2 separate regions of the Homo sapiens genome follow, and region 2 is linked to region 1. A link is a contact called in ENCODE Hi-C data. All regions are on one chromosome and are shown on one strand. The core of a region is the stretch at or near the end of the contact, and the rest is flanking DNA. Distances in the headings are between cores, read along the strand shown.

Evidence for each region. A loop is a pair of places that touch in the nucleus more often than their neighbours do. Pooled maps may share reads with other maps.
Region 2: a map of chondrocyte shows a loop between it and region 1 (3-fold over the local background). The contact joins the enhancer-like site here to the promoter of CYP2R1 in region 1. A Hi-C loop is called at or near these places in 1 of 168 maps with a recorded cell type or tissue (chondrocyte), 12 of 37 single-sample maps with no recorded cell type and 7 of 50 pooled maps.

The regions. Positions count from the first base shown.
Region 1 is chr11:14,890,513-14,894,782 of GRCh38, reverse strand. CYP2R1 (cytochrome P450 family 2 subfamily R member 1) reads left to right here and starts at 2,552. Exons shown (of 5, transcript NM_024514.5): 1 at 2,552-2,802. The coding sequence starts at 2,578. It also overlaps a transcript of PDE3B not described here. RefSeq lists a silencer at 2,805-3,044.
Region 2 is chr11:14,268,820-14,273,089 of GRCh38, reverse strand. No RefSeq gene overlaps it. Among named protein-coding and RNA genes, the nearest start is that of RRAS2, 88 kb to the left of the region's middle. Within about 2 kb of position 1,674, at least 5 of the 41 ENCODE cell types and tissues checked have a DNase peak (open chromatin) inside an H3K27ac peak, as active enhancers do.

The DNA of each region.
Region 1 (4,270 bases), core at 1,303-3,802:
TCCTTATTGAGCTGAGGGAACATGATAAACTGTTACAGGGAAGGCTCTATGTCCTGAAAGACTTATAGTTATTCCTGAGAATACCCCACCTATTATCTCTCAAGGGGAGCTGTGGTGGGGTGGGGTGGGGAACATTTCATCAGTGCTGTCAGTCAGAAATGGCTGCCTCGGGGTAACTCAGCTCTCCTCTGCTATGTAGCCAGGGAAAGAATGCCAAAGAAGGAATGCTCCTTAATTTAAGTGAATTGGAGGATATTTTTGTAATGAAAATTAATCCTTTCTGAAAATAAATGATGGCAGGGGGCCCACTCCTGAACCAAGTACCTGTACTGTATAACAGCTGTGGCCAGACCAAAAACTGTAAGCCTCCTGGTGTTGCAAAGGCAGGGTTGATCTCAGGCATCCCATAGGTGATATTCCTCAGCTCCTGGTGCCTCAGCAGCATTGCCTCCCACCCACAGTCCCAATATCCATCCTGTGTCATCTCCACTGGCCTTTGGTAAGAAACTAGAGACCAAATTTAGTAATGATCTCTCACAATTATTTTTTCATTTTATTAGATTATTGATTAATAAGAATTTTAAGGTATCTCTTAATAGGCATTTGTAATAGGCAGTAGGTAGATATTCTGTGGCTGCAGATACTGTGACACATACCTGTGGGGGTAACTTCAGCCCCTGGGGATAGTCACAAGCCAGTTAAACAGAAAAACTCAAAGACCTGACTAACTTGCTGACTTCCGCAGTGTCCTTGCGTGGGAGATGGAGAGAAATTGGAAACACTCTCAGAGGACAAGGTTTGCTTAGTATATGAAGCCTTTGCCCTTGATATTTCCTCTGTTTGGAATATTTTCCCCCATATCTGCCTCAAATTTCTCTTCTATAGTAGGCAGAATAATGCTCCCCTCCCCCAATAGGTCCACATACTAATCCCTAGAACTGTGAATATGTTAGGTTTCATGGCAAGAAGAATTAAGGTTGCAGATGGAATTAAAGGGCTAATCAGCTGATCTTTGAGTTGGGATTATCCAGGTGGGCCCAATATAATCACAACGATCCTTATAAGTGGAAGAAGGAAGTAGAAGAGAGATAATCAGAGAGACAGCGATGTTGGAAGGATTCAAACTGACATTAATGGCCTTGAAGAGGAAGGAATGGGGACGAAAGCCAAGGAATGTGGGCAGCCTCTAGAAGCTGAAAAAGACAAGGAAATAGAATCTCTCCTACAGTCTCTAGAAAGAATGAAGCCCCACTAACACCTCTCTGTCAGCCCTGGAAGACTCATTTTGGACTTCTCACCTCAAGAATTGTAAGAAAATAAATTTGTGTGGTTTTAAGCCATCAGATTGGTGGTAATTTATTACAACAGTAGTAGGAAACAAATACACTTCTTTAGCAGTTGATCTCAGCTCCAATGTCATCTTCCTAATAAGACTTTCCTTGACAGCCCTTGCCTGCTAAAGTATCTCCCCAACCACCAGGCGTTTTCTATAACGCACTTTTTGTTTGCTTCTGATTATTGAAAATTATTGTATTTCCATGTCATTGCTCTTCCCTCTCATAAGAATGTAAGTTATAGAAAGGACTTTGTTGCTCTTATTCACCTATGTATCTCCATTGCTTAGGACATGGGAACATAGTAGACATTCAATAAATATTTGTTGTGTGAATGAGTCGTAAGCTAATGAGGACCATAAAACTCATGCCACTGCTAAATCACAATTAGAGGGCAGCTGTTAGAAGAGTCCCAAACCCAGTAAGTCCTGTATTGCAAGGAACTGCCCAATAGAAAACAGGAATAAAAACAATTAGCAAGAATAATATGAAATCAGTTGCTTAATTCCAGGCAGTGGAGGCAGAAATCTTGAATAGTAAATACTCTCCGTGAACAAGTGCAGACAAGAGTCCCGTGATTGCCAATAAGTAATCAGTTTGGAAAGACCAGAGAGGGGTCAAATATAGGTAAACTGAGTTAATCACATAAACTGCTCAATCATCACAATTATTAAAAGATCACACACAAAAATACATTAACAGGAGAAAAATAGTAAAACAGGACAAAACAGTAAAATTACTTTCTTTTACTACTGATGGGTCAATTTTCTACTGGAAATTCTGAAAAGTATCAGGTTCAGCTAAAGACTGCAGTGTTGATCATCTCTCCAGTTTTCCTAGTGTGAAATGAAATAAGCAGACCTGGTACTTAAAAAGACACTTTAAGAAAGGTCTGGCCCCAGAGAGGCAGGATCCGCCTAGCCCAGTGAGTGAGGCCGTCCTGACACCTCGTCAATGCCCTTGTGTCAACATTCTAGAAAACGGACTCCTGGCTCATTGCTCCGCCTAGAGCCGCGCCACCTCCAAAGGGTAGCACCGGCCACCCGCTCCGCAAAGTCCACTCTCAGCCGCGCAAAACTAGAAGGTAGTTGTCCCGAAGGGGCCTGAGCGCTCACTCAGTCAGCCAATGGCCACGGAGCTAGGGCGGGACCTGAGGGTATCCTGCCAATGGGAGTATGGCAGGGCTGGAGGGAGTGCCTGGGTCTCAGGGCTGCTGTGGAGTTCGCACCTCCAGCTCGGGCCGATGTGGAAGCTTTGGAGAGCTGAAGAGGGCGCGGCGGCGCTCGGCGGCGCGCTCTTCCTGCTGCTCTTCGCGCTAGGGGTCCGCCAGCTGCTGAAGCAGAGGCGGCCGATGGGCTTCCCCCCGGGGCCGCCGGGGCTGCCATTTATCGGCAACATCTATTCCCTGGCAGCCTCATCCGAGCTTCCCCATGTCTACATGAGAAAGCAGAGCCAGGTGTACGGAGAGGTACAGCCCCGACGGGCCCCGGGCAGGGAGGGCCGCCAGGCTGGCCCGGGCTGGCCAGGGCCTTCCTGGTTGGACTTATGGCCGCCCCTGGGCCGACTAGTCGGGACCTCTCCGTGTGCCGGCTGCCCTTTGAGGGACACCCGCTTCCCGGGTCTGGAAGGGAGAAGTCCTCGACGCCGTGCCCCCTTGCAGGGGGAGCCCCGCCCCTGCCGGTGACCCACTCCGGGCCGAGGCTCCGAGGCGATCCAGTCCTGATTTTCCCGCTACCGCTCGAGCTCTTGCTCCTGCGCCTGCGCCGTTTGGCTCGCCAGCCGCGCCGCCACTTCAGGTCCAGGGTGGACGCATGCCCTCAGGTGCGGGCGTCTTGCGAGTCGGCCTCGCAGCTCTGTGGAAGCTGCACGCGGCTTGTCGGAAAATCAAGGCGTTCTGAGTTCTAGATGGTTAATAGCAGGTTCTTCGGTGTCTGCAGTCGACGAACGACTGGTGTAGGCGTTTGCTGTGAGAATGGAGAATGCAGGGGAACGCCCCTGACTGAGAAGCGGGCCCTGGGAAACGATTGTGAACGCGTGAATGAATTGATGACTAAAATCCGCTGCGGGGGTCCTACAGCGCAGATGGTAATGCCGTTCTGACTGGCTGGGAACGGCACCTTAGCAGATACTTAAAAGGCGCCTTCTGTGTGCCACTGTCACTGCCAACTTGGTGACTCATTTAAAACTCATAACCAGCCGGTGAGGTCGGTACTTCGCTCCTCCTCATTCTGCGGAGGGGAAAGCAGCACGGAAATGCCCTGTGACTGGCAGCGGAAAAGGCGACCACCGCTTGTGTGTGGGTGTCCCGACGTCCGGAGGGGGCAGGAGTTTCCACGGGTCCTGGGACAGAGCTCACCTGTTTTGTTTTGAATTACACTTATTTATATGCAACTACAGGCCTGACGCTAGCGGTGAAGAAGGCAGATACAGCCTTTTAAGGAGTTGGCAGATGAGTGGGAGAGAGAAAACTAATCTCATTATCGGCCACAGGCTGTGGTCAGTGTTTTGAAGGAAAAGTACAGGGATGTTTGGCAACTGTGGTATTTCAGGTTTGACCTTAAATCCTTACTTAAACCAATTTTTACAAGGATTGGTCTAGGTGCCCGGGCGCGGTGGCTCACGCCTATAATCCCAGCACTTTAGGAGGCCGAGGCGGGCGGATCACGAAATCAGGAGATCGAGACCGTCGTGGCTAACACGGTGAAACCCCATCTCTACTAAAAGAATACAAAAAATTAGCCGGGCGTGGTGGCGGGCACCTGTAGTCCCAGCTATTCGGGAGGCTGAGGCAGGAGAATGGCGTGAACCCGGGAGGCGGAGCTTTCAGTGAGCCGAGATCGCGCCACTGCACTCCAGCCTGGGCAACAGAGCCAGACTCCGTCTCAAAAAAAAAAAAAAAAAAAAAAAAAAAGAATTGGTCTAGGTTTCTAGAATAG
Region 2 (4,270 bases), core at 425-2,924, 620 kb after region 1:
GATCATGAGGTCAAGAGATTGAGACCATCCTGGCTAACATGGTGAAACCCCGCCTCTACTAAAAATCCAAAAAATTAGCTGGGTGTGGTGGTGCACACCTGTAGTCCCATCTACTTGGGAGGCTGAGGCAGGAGGATCGCTTGAACCCCGGAGGTGGAGGTTGCAGTGAGCCAAGATTGTGCCACTGCACTCCAGCCTGGTGACAGAGCGAAACTGTCTAAAAAAGCAAACAACCTCCAGATAACTGGCAGGTAAATAGAAGGAGATGATAATCAAATGGTCTTTTTCAAACACATCACTTAATCACTTAAGGGTATTTAACCAGTGATTGCTTCTAAAATTTCAAAGTAATTTTTAGCAAAAGGTATTTTAATTAAAAATACTTGACTGAGCATGTTTTTTTTTTTTTTTTTTTTTTGTGCATGGCAGTAATAGGCATTCTGGGGAAATGGATAAATGTGGAGATTTTCCTTTTTTTTCAAATTACTCAGAGTCTAGTGCAGGAAGTTTTAGAGTGATAAAAACAAATGCTGGGACCCACTTTCAAGGCAGAGTAGGAAAAGCATTCAAAAAGTGTTGTCCAGCAGAAGGGATTGTAGCATATATTTCTCCTGGAAAATCTGAGGGAACTTCTTAATTAGAATTGGTGTTTAAGCTGGAGCTCGATGGATTGGTAGGATTTGAGATGGAGAGGAGAGAAGAGTGAGGGTGGAAAGATGAGAAAGGCCCAGAGTTGGCAGAATGCAGGGTGTATTCTGGACTGGAACCTTGGCCTAAAAAGATTCTACATGCAATGGGAAAAAAATATGATAAAATAGACTGGGATCAGGTTGTGGAGGGCTTTAAATAGGATGGCCCTTCTGTGTATAATGGGAAACTGCCAAGGATTCTGAACAGGAGGTGCCTGGATCTAATCTAGTGGTAGCATAATGGCAGAGAAGTGCAAATTTGGTGGTCAGATAGAGGTTGTTGGAATCATGGAATCTGTTCTCTTAGTATTATAAACTCAGTGAGGGCAGAATCACGTCTGTTGTGTTTATATTGCCTGGCATGTGCTGAAAAGCCATTTGATGAATGGATGATTTCAGAAAGAGAGACAATGAAGACCTGAACTGCAGTGACATGGGGAGAAGGAGACTGAACACTGGAGGGATATCCAAGTGATGTTTGAGTCTCCAAAATACTGTCTGGATGACCAGGAAGGTGGTGGTGCTATTAATTAAAATAAGGAGTATAGGCAACTCTCTAGTGATAGAAATTTATGTGACAATCCCATACAGGGTTAGTCCAGGAGGCATTTGGGAATGGGGAATGGGAATTGGAGGTCAAAAGAGGCTGCTCGGACTAGGAATGCAGATTTGAAATTTGTCTCTTTTGAGCTTAGTGATTGAGGAGATAAGAATGGGTAATATCCTCCAGGAAGAGAGTGTTTGAGGAGAGGGTCCAAGGGTAAAACTTTGGGGAAAACAAACATGGGAGGTAGAAGATGAAGAGGCAGCAAAAAGCCAAGAGAAGTAGCCAGAAACTGGAGAGAACCACGAGGCTGTTTTGTGAAGGAAGCCACGGAGGTGGTGGAAAGCATTGAGTGCTGTGCAGAGGATGGGGGAGTGAGAGGCTGCACTGGTCTTGTGCGGTTGCTGATGACTTCCTTAGATTTATTTCAGTCTTCTGGTTGTGGAAACCAGATGATAGTGAGTTGAGGTGTGATTGGAGGCTAAGGATGTGGAGGAAGTAAGTGTGGGCTATTTTGAGAAATTCTGTGGCAAAAGCAGGGCAAGATGGGGAAGTTATCTTGTTTTACAGGGTAGGAGGTTAGAGGAATAAGAATAAGCCACTGCAAGTTACTTAATCACAGATAGGGAGGTATGCAGATCTGGAACTATGTATTCACACCTGGATCCTTCAGCGTTTGAGAAATTTAGAAACCTAGTTCGCAGACTCTAGCACATGCCTCTCTGATGGGGGAGAGTGGCACAGTGCAGCTTCTCAAGACTTATCTGCATTGGAGGGCCAGGTTAAAAGATTGTTAGTCTCCAGTGTTGTGGACTGATACTTTTCTAAATGTTATAAAAAATGAATTATTTGGAAAATAATCATTCTCCTGTATATCATGGCAGTGTCAAATTAAGAGTTTCTAAACACTTGCTTTCAGTTTCTTTATCTCATTTGTGGATCTTATCAGGCTGCAGGTCTTGATTTGGGCAGCACTAGTGTAGTGGGGAAGGGAGCAGGAGAGTCGAGTGTTTTTCACAGGTGGCGCTTTTGACTTCCTCTGTAGGCTAGTGATTCCAGGTTAGAACCACTGAGTAACAGTTACATTCCAACACTAGAAAAAGAGGGACTATGTTTATACCAACTCCAGGTGTTGGAGTCAGTAGACTTGAATAAGATGTTTTCACCCTTTTCCCTTCTGTGAATACTTACAGATTATTTGAGGTAAAGAAAAATTGCTTAAACATGCAACTGCTTAAAATATGAGAACTATTACCAATCAGTTATAAAGACTAGGAGTATTTAGAACAGTATGAGAAAATGTTAATGAGTGCTATCTTATGTTAAGACATTATGAATATTATGAATGTTAAGTGAAGACAAATTTCATTTTGCTCTGATAACTGTAAAATTATGCATGCATATTTTATTTGTCATGACATTTTCAGTTATAAGTGACAGAAATGCAACCCAAACCAGCTTCACACAGTGCATGCATTTACTTATTTATGAAGTGAGGGTTGGGTGGAGTGCAGTTGGCTTTCAATGAGTCCTACAACAGGATACCATCAAGACCCACGTGTAAGAATTGTCTAAATTGTGGAGGTGGAGTAGAGGTGTCTGCTAGTAGGAGAGAGTTTGTGTCGAAGCCTAAGGCCAGAAAAGGTAAAATAACTGGCCCCAACCCTCATGGGTACTCAGGTGCAGCAGTGGTTTGAACCTAGGTCCGTGGTACTGAACCATGACACAGCCTCTGCTCTCCACCCTACAGAGCATGTGAAGCCTTCTGAACCAACAGGGTTTCTAAAGCAGGATGTCATTATTTAAATTTGACATTTTAGTGTAGATCTTTTGCTTTCAGATTTCAAAGGATGTAAATTGAAGAATTAGCTTCATGCTAATTAGCATTCGGCTGCTATTTATAATTTGTTACTGCATCTCATTTTCAAAAGGGATTTATTTTTATTCATTCTCCCTACATTGGGCAATATGAAGAACAACATGAATCATTCTCTTATTAAAATTGATAGCATCACATAACAAAATAGAGGAAATGACTGTGTCTTCCTTGAGTCTATGTTATAATTAAGGATTAAACATTAATGTTTAGTTTTTTTTGTTTGTTTGTTTGAACAACAGAGTCTATCGTTAGGGAATAAATATTTAGCTCCTTTGTAGCTGAACTTCCAAAGCTGAGCTCTTTTAATGGTCAGATTCCATTATAAGCTGAGGAGAGGCCTTTCTACAGGTCTTGAGCTTTCTGATTTTTTTTGAGACAGAGTCTTACTATGTCATTCAGGCTGGAGTGCAGTGGTATGAACATGGCCCACAGCAGACTACCTCCTGGGTTCAGGTGATTCTCTCATCTCAGCTTTCAGTGTAGTTGGGACTATAGGCACGCACCACCATGCTGGCTTTTTTTTTTTTTTTTGGAGACAGTCTCTCTGTTGCCCAGGCTTGAGTGCGGTGGTGCGACCTCGGCTCACTGCAACTTCTGCCTCCCTGGTTCAAGTGATTCTCCTGCCTCAGCCTCCTGAGTAGCTGGGACTACAGTCGCACACCACCATGCTCAGCTAATTTTTGTATTTTTAGTAGAGACGGGGTTTCACCATGTTGGCCAGGGAAGTCTCAAACTCCTGACCTCAGATAATCCACCTGTCTCCGCCTCCCAAAGTCTGCTGGGATTACAGGCGTGAGTGACCGCACCCAGACAATTTTTGTATTTTTTGTATAGACAGGGCTTTGCCATGTTGCCCAGGCTGGATTTTTTATTTAAAACATTATTTTTTTTGCTGGGCGTGGTGGCTCACGCCTGTAATCCCAGCACTTTGGGAGGCTGAGGCAGTTGGATCACCTGAGGTTGGGAGTTTGAGACCTGCCTGACCAACATGGAGAAACCCTGTCTCTACTAAAAATACAAAAAATTAGCCAGGCGTGGTGGTGGGCGCCTGTAGTCCCAGCTACTCGGGAGGCTGAGGCAGGAGAATTGCTTGAACCGGGGAGGTGGAGGTTGCAGTGAACTGAGATCGTGTCACTGCACTCCAGCCTGGGCAAAAAG